Regions from separate parts of the Homo sapiens genome. Here all the other regions are linked to region 3. Evidence: chromatin contacts called from ENCODE Hi-C or POLR2A ChIA-PET data. All regions are on one chromosome and are shown on one strand. The core of a region is the stretch at or near the end of the contact, and the rest is flanking DNA. Distances in the headings are between cores, read along the strand shown. Region 1 holds the start of PIAS4 (protein inhibitor of activated STAT 4). Region 2 holds the start of DUS3L (dihydrouridine synthase 3 like). Region 3 holds the start of FEM1A (fem-1 homolog A). Region 4 holds the start of DAPK3 (death associated protein kinase 3).

Region 1 (2,700 bases), core at 61-2,560, 780 kb after region 3:
TACATCCCCTGGAATGGGGATACTCTGAGCTCAATCCCAGGATGATTAAAAGTGGTTCCAAGCTAGGAGATGGTATCTATGGGACATGGGACCTGGACAGGACCCAAAGTATAATAGAGCAGCAGCAACAGTTGTTCTAAAGAGGCCAGCCTTGGACCCAGTGGGGACCCTCCAGAGATCAACAAAAGAGAATAGGCAGAAAGAGAGGGGACCTTAGAAACCAAAGTTGGGGTGCATAAAAGTTCTGGGGGCTGTGTAGGGGGAGGGTGGGTGTCTGACCTAAGAAGTAGACTCGCTCAAGAGCAGAAAATAGGAGAAGCAGCCAAGGTTTGAGGACAGTATCTGATGCTGCACAGGTGAGGTTTAGAGCCCCCTGAAGCAGAATCAGTAGCCTCAGATTCTGTCCCGAGAGGAACGAGGTAGGACCAAAGCACAGTCCAGGATTTAAGATTAAAAAAAGGAGAATAAAGAAGGTCTGTGACCAAGAAGAGTGGTCCGAACTCCATCCTATGGGGAGGGAAAGGGAGGGCCCAGCCTTCCCCCAAGCGCCCACTCCGGCGTGTGAGAGACGGTGTCGGGAAGGGGGCGGGGTTCTGGGACCAATGCAGGAGCTGAAGAGGGGCTCAAGACCGAGCCTGAACTCCAGACCCCAAGAGGACGTGCCGTGTCTTGGGGGTGGTCTCAGGGCCCTGACTCCTCCACCTGGACGGTGGCAGGACACTATCCAGGACTCGGGGGACCCTTCCGAGCAGGAGACTCGCAAACCCCAGCCTGGCCTGTTGGGCGGGGACGAGACCCAGATAGCAGTCCTGGGAGCCCTGTGGGCGGGGAGGCGCAGACACTCCCCCCAACACACCAGCCAAAAAGCAAGGACCCCGGCTCGGAACCAAGAGGGCAACGAGTAGCTCAACACGTCCCGCATCCCGGCGGGACGGTGCCTCAACCGGGAGGCGCGGCCCTGGCCTGGCGCTCAGGGACCGGGACCCTAAGGGCTCGGGCTGGGTGGGGGGACCCTGCCTGAAGCCGGGGGAGCGACCCCCGGCGCGAAGACCTGGGTGAGGCAGGAGGGCCCCGCCCCCGGCCTCCCCGCCCCCCGCCCTCACCCTGAGACCGGGGGTCGGGGTCTGGGGGCCGGGACGGCGAGCCGCGGGCCGGCCGCGCTGTGGGGCCCCGGACAGAAGGCGCAGACCTCGACCTGCGGCCCGGCCCCCGCCCTCTCGCCCACTTGCCCCGGCCGGCGCCGCCACCGCTCACTCACTTTGGCCTCCACCAGCTCCGCCGCCATCTTGGTCACCAGCGTCCCCCGCGCCGGGAGCCCCCAGCCGTCGCGTCACGTGACCGCTCACCACTCGCGGGCGGGGCCGCCGCCCGGGCCAATTAGCACCCGCGCGCGCTCCTCCCGCCGCCGGTGCGCGCTGCTGCCTCCTGCGCAGGCGCGCGCGGCCACCGCCCGGGCCTCCGGCCAATCAGGTCCGTCCTACACCAGCGCCCCCCCCCCCGCTCGCGGCGACCACGCCTACCCCGGCGGCGCCTGACTCCTTAAAGTGGTACTAGCCCTGCGCAGGTGGGGACGGGTGCTCGGTTTCCTCTAGGGAGGGAAGGCGAGAGGGGGCGGTGGCAGCGACAACAATGCAGCTAGGTGCCGTGGCTTCCTGCGCGCGGCGGCCGCCAGGTGCGTCTCCAGACTCCCGGCGGCGTCGGGCAGGGGATGGTTGCTCCGCCGCAACGGCCGCCAGTGCGTACAGTGAGGCGCCTTGCAGCGCAGCGCGGTGCAGGCTCCACGGGCCCAGACACCCCGCGCGCTGCACATCCGGGTCCTGGTGTGCAGATGGGGCGTGGGCTCGGCAACCAGCTGGCTGGGGGCGCCCGGCGGAGAAAAGCGGGACCCCTGCTCCCAAATTCCTTGGAGATCGTACAGCCCTCACCTCTTTGCAGGCGCCCCCCCCATCCTGCCTCCCCACCCATGGGAAACCTTGGATCTGCACCAGTTGGGACCTCTTCTCCAAAGCGCTCCTTGGCTTTGGAGCTAAGTGGCTTCGTGCCCGTAGAAGTGGATTTCAAACTTCAATAATCAAGTATTTTAGTGCAATTTATTTTTTATTTTTATTTTTGTAGAGACGAGGATCTCATTATGTTATCCAGGGTGGTCTCGAATGTCTGGGCTTAAATGATCCTTCTGTCTGGGCCTCCCACAGTGCTGGGATTACAGGCGCGAGTCACCACACCTGGCTAGTCCAACACTTTAAACATAAAAAAATCAGTGCAAAAGAGTCCATGATGGATGAAATACCAAATTGTTATTTATTTATTTATTTTCGAGACGGAGTTTTACTCTTGTTGCCCAGGCTGGAGTGCAATGGCGCGATCTCAGCTCACTGCAACCTCCATCTCCCGGGTTCAAGGGATTCTCCTGCCTCAGCCTCCCAAGTAGGTGGGATTACAGGCGACTGCCACCACGCCCAGCTAATTTTTTTTTTGGCCAGGCTTTTCTGCAACCCCTGACCTCAAGTGATCTGCCCGCTTCAACCTCCCAAAGTACTAGGATTACAGGCATGAGCCATCATGCCCAGCCTTTTTTTTTTTTTTTTTTGAGAGCCTTGCTGTGTTGCCCAGGCTGGAGTGCAATGGAGCGATCTCCACTCACTGCAACCTCTGCCTCCTGGGTTCAAGCGATTCCCCTGCCTCAGCCTCCCGAGTAGC
Region 2 (2,700 bases), core at 61-2,560, 1.0 Mb before region 3:
CGTCTGTGTTTCCGACTCCCAAGTTAGCTCTTAAAGGTAATGATTTCTCCGTTTTGTTTACTACCACGCCCCCAGCATCTAGCACAGCATCTGGCATACAGATGCTCAACTAATTATTTGTTGAAACTAATGTCCTGCATAAAAGTAGTGTAATTTACTTTTTTTTTTTTTTTTTGAGATGGAGTCTTGCTCTGTCGCCCAGGCTGGAGTGAAACGGCCGATCTCGGCTCACCGTAACCTCCGCCTCCCAGGTTCAAGCGATTCTCCTGCGTCAGCCTCCTGAGTAGCTGGGATTACAGGCGCCCATCACCATGCCTGGCTAATTTTTGTATTTTTAGTAGAGACGGGGTTTCGCCATGTTGGCCAGGCTGGTCTCGAACTCCTGACGTGCCCACCTCGGCCTCCCAAAGTGCTGGGATTACAGGCGTGAGCCACCACACCCGGCCTTATTTATTTATTTATTTAGAGACAGTCTCGCTCTGTCCCTCAGGCTGGAGTGCAATGGCGTGATCTCAGCTCACTGCAACCTCCACCTCCCGGGTTCAAGCGATTCTCCTGCCTCAGCCTCCCAAGTAGCTGGGATTACAGGTATGTGCCACAACGCCCAGCTAATTTTTTATATTTTTAGTGGAGACGGGGTTTCACCATGTTGGCCAGGCTGGTCTCAAACTGCTGACCTCAAGTGATCCGCCCGCTTCGGCTTCCCAAAGTGCTGGGATTACAGGCGTGAGCCACCGCTCCCGACCCCTAATTTACATTTTTAAAAACCCTAGCAGGGGCCGGGAACCATGGCTCACGCCTGTAATCCCAATGCTTGGGAGGCCAAAGTGGGAGAATCGCTTGAGCCCAAGAGTTCAAGATCAGCCTGGGCAACCTGGCAAGACCTCGTCTCTACAAAAAATTTAAAAATTATCCAGGCCTATTGGTGCATGTCTGTAGACGCAGCTACTTGGGAGGCTGAGGTGGGAGGATAGCTTGAGCCCAGGACGAGGCTGCGGTGAGTCGTGATCGTACCGCTGCACTCCAGCCTGGGCGACAGAACGAAACCGTTTCAACAGAACAACAAAGACAAAAACCTCCAAAACACCCTAACAGTTAAATTTCCTCAGTCCAGAAGCTGATTGCAGTCCAGTTCGCAATTGGCCAGGCTCTAGTTTATATAGGACCTGAGGCTCCACCCATGTGCAGGCACCGCCCCCGTGGCGTCACGAGCGAGCAATGGCGTCATTGGAACGACATGAGCATGCGCACTTCCCCAGCACAATCAGGGAAGACACGCGTGACCCGGAAGGTCTTCCCGCCACACTCCAGAGCGGATGTGAGGGGCGCCGATGGCGGAGGGAACGGCGGAGGCTCCTCTAGAGAATGGTGGTGGTGGCGACTCGGGAGCCGGAGCTTTGGAACGAGGAGTGGCGCCCATTAAGCGTCAGTGAGTCGCCGGGGCAGGAGGGAAGCTGAAGGGCCTTTTCCGGCACCCATAGCGCGGTCCGAGCTGTGCATGCCGGGAGATTAGGCAGCGGCTGAGGGCGAGAAGCCACCGGCTCTTCATTCCGGGCCGTTCTTCCGCCTGCAGGGTGGTCAGCGGAGGTACCTGAGATCGTGCACGTTGGGGCCTGTCACATGCGCGAAGGACACCACGTGCATGCTAGGGCAGGTGGGATTTGAGGCCAGGCCCGCGCTGCATACTGGGGATTGTAGTCCCTGCATATGGACGTACGGCGCATGTGCTCTGCCAGCGGCCGTTACTGGCGGGTCTTGGGGTTGAAGCGAGTGCCGCGGGGCGTGCTGGGGCCTGCGGTGTTTGAAGGGCCGAAAGGCGTGCTGGGAAATGTGGTGGCTTAGACTCCGCTTCAAGGCATGCTGGGAATTGTAGTTTTTCGCAGCCTAACGTGCGCAGGGACGTTCTTGACTGAACCTGATAATAGTTTCGCGCAACACTTTGGACAGTGAGGACCCAGGGACAAAATAGGTCTTTTTTGAGGCCGTGAGGGGCTCCCAGGCTGGGAGCTGGCTGGTTCTTAAGTAGTGAGCTCCCCATCAGCAGAAGGATTTAAGGACGTGCAAGTGTTTCTAGCCTCCTTTCCCCAGTGTTTATTGACTATGTTCGGAGGGTTTTCCTTTCCCTTTCTGTCGGCAGATACCTCACCACCAAGGAGCAGTTTCACCAATTCCTGGAAGCCAAAGGGCAGGAGAAGACTTGCCGGGAAACCGAGGTAGGAGACCCTGCTGGCAATGAGCTGGCTGAGCCTGAGGCTAAGCGGATCCGACTGGAGGATGGACAGACGGCGGACGGGCAGACGGAGGAGGCAGCAGAGCCCGGGGAGCAGCTACAGACTCAGAAGAGGGCCCGGGGACAAAACAAGGGCCGGCCCCATGTGAAGCCCACGAACTACGACAAGAACAGGCTGTGTCCCTCCCTAATCCAGGCAAGTGCGGCCACGTGAGCATTCCTGCCGGGGCAGGCAGGAGCAGGGTGTGTTTCCTGGCAGCGGGTAATTGTTAGAAAGCTCCTGGGCCTTCAGCAACGAGCAGTGAGCTTGCTCTGATGCCATTCCGTCTTCATTCTCCTCGGGATACATTGTAGGGCTTGTCATTGTTCTCATTGTATAAATGGAGATGCAGAGGCACGGTGAGGTGCCTGACTTGCTCAGGGACACAAGAGCCAGGAGGGGTGATCTAGAGTTTGAACCCTGGCTGCTG
Region 3 (2,700 bases), core at 103-2,602:
GGATGCAGCGCTCGAAATTGCCCGAGTCGGCGTACACGGCACCCCTGTAACGGATGTAATAGGAAGTGTCCGGGTGCGAGGGACCGAGGATGCGCTCCCGGATCAACAGGGCCTGCATGCGCATCTCATCCGGGTCGGTGATCAGCGCCTCCAGCTCCTCGGTGGTGTTGACCTCCCTGGAATAGTCATAGGCCAGGACCAGCTGTGGGGGCTCCGGTTTGGGCAGGTACTCGCCCCCCTGGTGACGCAGCTCCATGGCCCGCCTCCAGTGTTTAAGGGCCCCAAGCAGATCTCGTTTCTTATCCACATACGTAGCTCCCAGCAATTCCAAGGCTTCCACGGCAGCTTCCCGGCTGGTGGGACAGCAGCTTTCGTAAGATTCCCCGTTCAGTGGTTCCTCTGGGGAGGAGCTGCAGCACGGAGCCCCCTGAGGCTGCGCACACCCCTGGCTGGTGGAGGGGTCTTCTTGGGGCAGCCCAGGCTGAGCCTCTCCCCCTGCGACCTGCTCCTGGCCGGGCTGCTCCTGGATGAGGTACTCCACGATGTTGGTGTGGCCCGTCACGCTGGCCGCGAGCAGCGGGGTCATGCCGTAGCCGTCACGTTCCATGCGGGCCTTGCACCCCAGCAGCAGCTGCAGGATCTCCAGGCTGCCGGACTCGGCGCAGTCATGCAGGGCCGTGTTGCCCTTGGCGCTGCGCCGGTTCACCTGGGCGCCCTGCTCCAGCAGGTAGCGGGCGATCTCACGGTGGCCCTTGTAGCACGAGATCATGAGGCACGTGTGGCCGTGCCGGTTGGCCACCTCCAGGTCGGCCTGGTGCTCGCCGACCAGGTAGCGCACCACCTCCAGGTGGCCGTCGAAGCAGGCGGCGCGGAGAGGCGTGGAGTTGGTGCGCGTGGTGCGGTTCACCGAGGCCCCGCGGCGCAGCAGGCTCCGCACCACGTCCAGGTGGCCGGCTGCGGAGGCGGCCCACAGCGGCGGCGCGCCCTCGATGGTCTCGCCATCGAAGTGCACCGAGCCACCGGCCTCCACGCTCGCGCCGCACCGGTCCACCAGGTACTCCACCACGTCCAGGTGGCCGTAGCGGGCGGCGATGAGTAGCGGCGTTCCCCCGCCGGCCACCTCGCCCGTCAGCTCGTCCAGTTCCTCCCGGCTCCGGCCGCTGAGCAGCTTCTGGAGCAGCTGCAGCTTGCCATCACGGGCGGCGTTGTACACGGCGGTGCGGAGGTCCATGGTTCGGGCCTCCGCCAGGCCATGGGCCGGCCGCCGGGGGACGGGGAGACGGAGGATCAGAGCCCGGACGGGCGGGAGGCAACCTTCACCGTCCCCCTCGCCGCCATCTTAGGGTCTCCTCGGGCGGAACAAAATGGCTGCCGCGACCCGACGGATGGCAGCACGCCGGGAAATGGAGTCCTTTGCGCGGGCCCACTCCATAGAACAGAAAAGGAATCTTGGGGGCTCAAGACTACACTTCCCCAAAGGCCACAGGACAGCCCCTGAGAGCTGTGAGCGCGCGGCATGGTGGGAATTGGCGTTCCAGTCGCAGCGCATGGCATCGGAAGCTAGCAATTTGAGGACTACAATTCCCGTCATGCAGCGTCACACGACCTAGCTTGTGGGAACCGGCGAAATTTGGTGACGTACTTCCCGTGGCTATCTCTGCGTCAGAGCGTATAGAAAAAGCAGGCGCGATACCCTTAAGGACTACATTTCCCAAAAGGGATCACGAGCGACTCTGAGCCAATCAGGACCGAGACCGAAGGCTAAAAGCGACTAGAGGGGACGCGTCTGTTTTGGGCTTGGAGCACGGGCAAGCGGCCCACCGGCAGGGGGCGCCCGGAGGAGGCCGAAAAGCTGGACGGGGCGAAAACGTTTTGAGCTGGGAGAACGGTAAAAAATGACGCGCTCACTTCTTATTCTCACATTCATATATTCATTTATTCATTTACATACATTTATGTATATTCTAGTATGTGTCAGAATTTCCTTCTTTTATTTACGTATTTATTTTTATTTATTTCTTTCAATAACTTTGTGGGGTTTTTTGGTTTTGGTTTTTGTTTTTGAGACAGCGTCTCGCTCTTGTTGCCTAGGCTGGAGGGCAATGCCGCAATCTCGGCTCACTGCAACCTCTGCCTCCCGGGTTCAAGTGATTCTCGTGCCTCAGCCTCCCGAGTAGCTGGGACTACAGACATCCACCACCACGCCCGGCTAATTTTTGTATTTTTGGTAGAGACGGGTTTCGCCATGTTGGCCAGGATGGTCTCGAACTCCTGACCTTGGGAGATCCGCCCGCCTCAGCCTCCCAAAGTGCTAGAATTACAGGCGTGAGCCACTATGCCCGGCCTGACGTGCTGACTTCAATTCCTTTGGATAAAGACCCAGAAGTGGGATTCCTGGATCACCTGGTAGTTTTATTTTTAAATTTTTCTTTGGAACTTCCATACCATTTTCTATAATGGCTATACTAATTAAAATTACCATCAGTAGTGTATAAGTGTTCTCTTCAAATCCTTGCCAACGTTTGTTACCTTTCGTCTTTTTGATGATAGCTATTCTAGCAGTTGTAAGGTGATCCATTCCCTGGCATTTTTTGACAACAATGAATTATATTATGAAAAAGAAATCTTTGGTGACCCGAATTCTTTATTTTTAAAGTTTATTCGAGGTGTAATATATATACAATAAAATGCATTTTTAAT
Region 4 (2,700 bases), core at 149-2,648, 820 kb after region 3:
AATACAAAAATCAGCTGGGAGTGGTGGCGTGCACCTGTAGTCCCAGCTACTCGGGAGGCTGAGGCAGGAGAATCGCTTGAACCCAGGAGGCAGAGATTGCAGTGAGCCCAGATCTCACCACTGCGTTCCAGCCTGGACGATAGAAGGAGACTGTCTCAAAAAAAAAAAAAAAAAAAAAAAAAGGCTGGGCAAGGTGGCTCATGCCTGTAATTCCTGCACTTTGGGAGGCCGAGGCGGGCGGATCAGGAGGTCAGGAGATCGAGACCATCCTGGCTAACACGGTGAAACCCTGTCTCTACTAATAAATACAAAAAATTAGCTGGGCGTGGTGACGGGCGCCTGTAGTCCCAGCTATTCGGGAGGCTGAGGCAGGAGAATGGCGTGAACCTGGGAGGTGGAGCTTGCAGTGAGCCGAGATTGTGCCAGTGTACTCCAGCCTGGGTGACAGAGCGAGACTCCGTCTCAAAATAATAATAAAAAATGAATTTAGGCCGGGCGCAATGGCTCACGCCTGTAATCTCAGCACTTTGGAAAGCTGAGGTGCCGGATCACCTGAGCTTAGGAGTTCGAGACCAGCCTGGGCAACATGGTGAAACCCCGTCTCTACTAAAAATACAAAAATTAGCCGGGCGTGGTGATGGGCACCTGTAATCCCAGCTACTTGGGAGGCTGAGGCACGAGAATCGTTTGAACCCGGGAGGTGGAGGTTGCAGTGAGCTGGATACCGCCGCTGCACTCCTGCCTGGGTGACAGAGTGAGACCCTGTCTCAAAAAATAAAATTAAAAAAAAAACAAACCTGATACCTCCCAGTGTTGTCAGTTGGCACATACTATGTCTCAATAAAATGCTTGCTGTTACCCTCTATTTTGAGACGAAGAGGGACCCTGTGTATGACAACCCCAGATTGACCTCATTTGCATTTTAAGTATTTAGAATGTGGGTAACAGTTTTCAGTGGAGGAAACTGCCACATAGGGACTAAAGCAGTCCCAGGGTCCACTCCAGGAGCTGCCAGGCGCGCTCGGCCACAGGTGAGCCATCCATTCGCCCAACCGGTGCTCCAGGAAGGCAGGAAGCGGGATGCAGGGCTTCAGCCTCACTTCTCGCAGCTTCAGCACCTGGGTCAGAGGAGAGGCGGGCGGGGCGATGAAGGGACCGGAAGTCGGCCTTTTTTCCGTCCGCTTGACCAGCGTCGACTGCAGCCAATGAAATCAGGGATGGCGAGTGTTCAGCCAGTGGTGAGGCTGCATCCGGGTGTGGGTGCCGAAAAGGCAGCTGGGGGCGGGACGTCGAGGTGCGGCACGAGCGGCGGGCGCACCGGCCAATAGGCGGCGGGGTTCGTTTCCCGGGGGTGGGCACTGGCGGGTGCGGTGACGTCGGCGCAGGCGCGTCGCGGCGGCAGGGGCGCGGGGCTTCTGGAGGCGGCGGCGGTGGCCAGCGCGGCGGCGCCGGCCGTATTCTCCGGGCTGCGGAGGGTAAAGAGCGGGCTCGGGCCGAGGCTGGAGGGCTGGGTGGGGCCAGAGCGGCGCTTCGGGGGCCCGCGGAGGACGAGGGAGGGAGAGAATCTGAGGAGCTGGTAGGTTTGGGGACCCATCTGGGTGACCGGGCCGGGGAAAGGGCTCGGCCGGGCGTGCGAGGGGCGTAGCGGCCCCAGGGATGCTGGAGCGGAGCCTTAGGGATGGGCAAGGCCTTGGGGGCGGGGGGAGGTTCTGCAAAGGGAGCCACTGGGGTCTGCCTAGGGGCTTGTGCGGAGATTGCGGGCGAGAAGGGGCAGAGGACGGTGGAGGAGACTCAGATGGGGCCCTTTTTGGCGGCCCGTTTTGGGGGGTAGGGGAGACGGCGGTTGGGGGACTTTGATACATGGAGCGTGGAGGAAGAGGTTAATCTTGCGAGGACAGTGGAGGTCAGCGGGGGAGGGAGGCAAAGTGGGCTTTCAGGAGCGTGGAAGGCGTCGTCCGGTTCTTGGAAAATTCAGAATTGGAGGGAGTCAGAGATGGTTGGGGGTGGGCGGGGGTGTTCCATCGATGAGGGTCTTAAGAGACCTGCCGAGGGCAAGGACCAGGAGGGGTTAAGGTAGTAACTTGGGAATTTTGATCGGAATGGCAGCACTTTGGGAGGCCTGGGACGATCGCTTGAGCCTTGGAGTTCCAGGCTGCAGTGAGCCATGATTGCACCACTGCACTCCAGCCAGGGCGACAGAGCGAGACTCCTTCTCAAAAAACAACAACACCAACAACAAAAGAAGTAGACTTGAGAACTTCGTTAAGACATTGGCCAGGGAGTAAGGTAGCCCTGGGATTTGAGGTTGAGGAGAACGTGCAGGAATGGTGGGGGATTTTGGCTGAGCAGGTTGAGAGAAGTCTAGGAGTGAGAGGCAAAAAAAGACGCAGGCAGCGTCGGGGAAATCAGAATTATGTGTCTGGAGAGAGTTTTGCGGGGTGAAGGTGGCCCAGTGGGGCTGTTACCAAACTTTTGAGTGGTTATGGGGCTCTAAGAGGTGACATGACAGGACCCAGCCCAGTAAACACAGCACCTCTTTTTGTCGAGTTTGGAGCTTCAGAGTGGAGAGGTGGGAGGCTTGTGTTTGCTGGACAGGTCTGTCCATTAATCTAGGAGAAAAGGGTGGTGTCTCAGTTCCTCACTTCTGTCTTTCCCTGTCTTCTCCAGGGTTGCCATTAGGGGACTCCTGAGGTCCTATCT

Evidence for each region. Hi-C counts contacts between places; a loop is a spot of excess contacts on that map. ChIA-PET counts read pairs that join two places held with the same protein, here RNA polymerase II (POLR2A). Pooled maps may share reads with other maps.
Region 1: a loop to region 3 is called in a pooled map, with 28 times the contacts of the local background. The contact joins the promoter of PIAS4 here to the promoter of FEM1A in region 3. A Hi-C loop is called at or near these places in 2 of 37 single-sample maps with no recorded cell type and 7 of 50 pooled maps.
Region 2: a loop to region 3 is called in a map of CD4-positive, alpha-beta memory T cell, with 21 times the contacts of the local background. The contact joins the promoter of DUS3L here to the promoter of FEM1A in region 3. A Hi-C loop is called at or near these places in 2 of 168 maps with a recorded cell type or tissue (CD4-positive, alpha-beta memory T cell and naive thymus-derived CD4-positive, alpha-beta T cell), 8 of 37 single-sample maps with no recorded cell type and 16 of 50 pooled maps. POLR2A ChIA-PET finds 5 or more read pairs at or near these places in 1 of 52 experiments (activated CD4-positive, alpha-beta T cell).
Region 4: a pooled map shows a loop between it and region 3 (5-fold over the local background). The contact joins the promoter of DAPK3 here to the promoter of FEM1A in region 3. A Hi-C loop is called at or near these places in 3 of 50 pooled maps.

What each region holds. Positions count from the first base shown.
Region 1 is chr19:4,006,346-4,009,045 of GRCh38, reverse strand. It overlaps PIAS4 (protein inhibitor of activated STAT 4), which reads right to left and starts at 1,310. Exons shown (of 11, transcript NM_015897.4): 1 at 1,259-1,310. The coding sequence starts at 1,285. RefSeq lists silencers at 1,157-1,216, 1,247-1,546 and enhancers at 502-1,392, 1,747-1,876, 1,393-2,284.
Region 2 is chr19:5,789,773-5,792,472 of GRCh38, reverse strand. DUS3L (dihydrouridine synthase 3 like) reads left to right here and starts at 1,310. Exons shown (of 13, transcript NM_020175.3): 1 at 1,310-1,429; 2 at 2,138-2,426. The coding sequence starts at 1,332. RefSeq lists an enhancer at 1,128-1,587.
Region 3 is chr19:4,790,386-4,793,085 of GRCh38, reverse strand. FEM1A (fem-1 homolog A) reads right to left here and starts at 1,352. Exons shown (of 1, transcript NM_018708.3): 1 at 1-1,352. The coding sequence starts at 1,231. LOC124904620 (a long non-coding RNA gene) reads left to right here and starts at 1,794. Exons shown (of 2, transcript XR_007067103.1): 1 at 1,794-1,888. RefSeq lists enhancers at 1-384, 672-731, 385-1,041, 1,262-1,531, 1,042-1,699.
Region 4 is chr19:3,969,797-3,972,496 of GRCh38, reverse strand. It overlaps DAPK3 (death associated protein kinase 3), which reads left to right and starts at 1,398. Exons shown (of 9, transcript NM_001348.3): 1 at 1,398-1,576; 2 at 2,668-2,700. RefSeq lists silencers at 1,414-1,543, 2,532-2,700 and enhancers at 1,715-2,346, 2,347-2,700.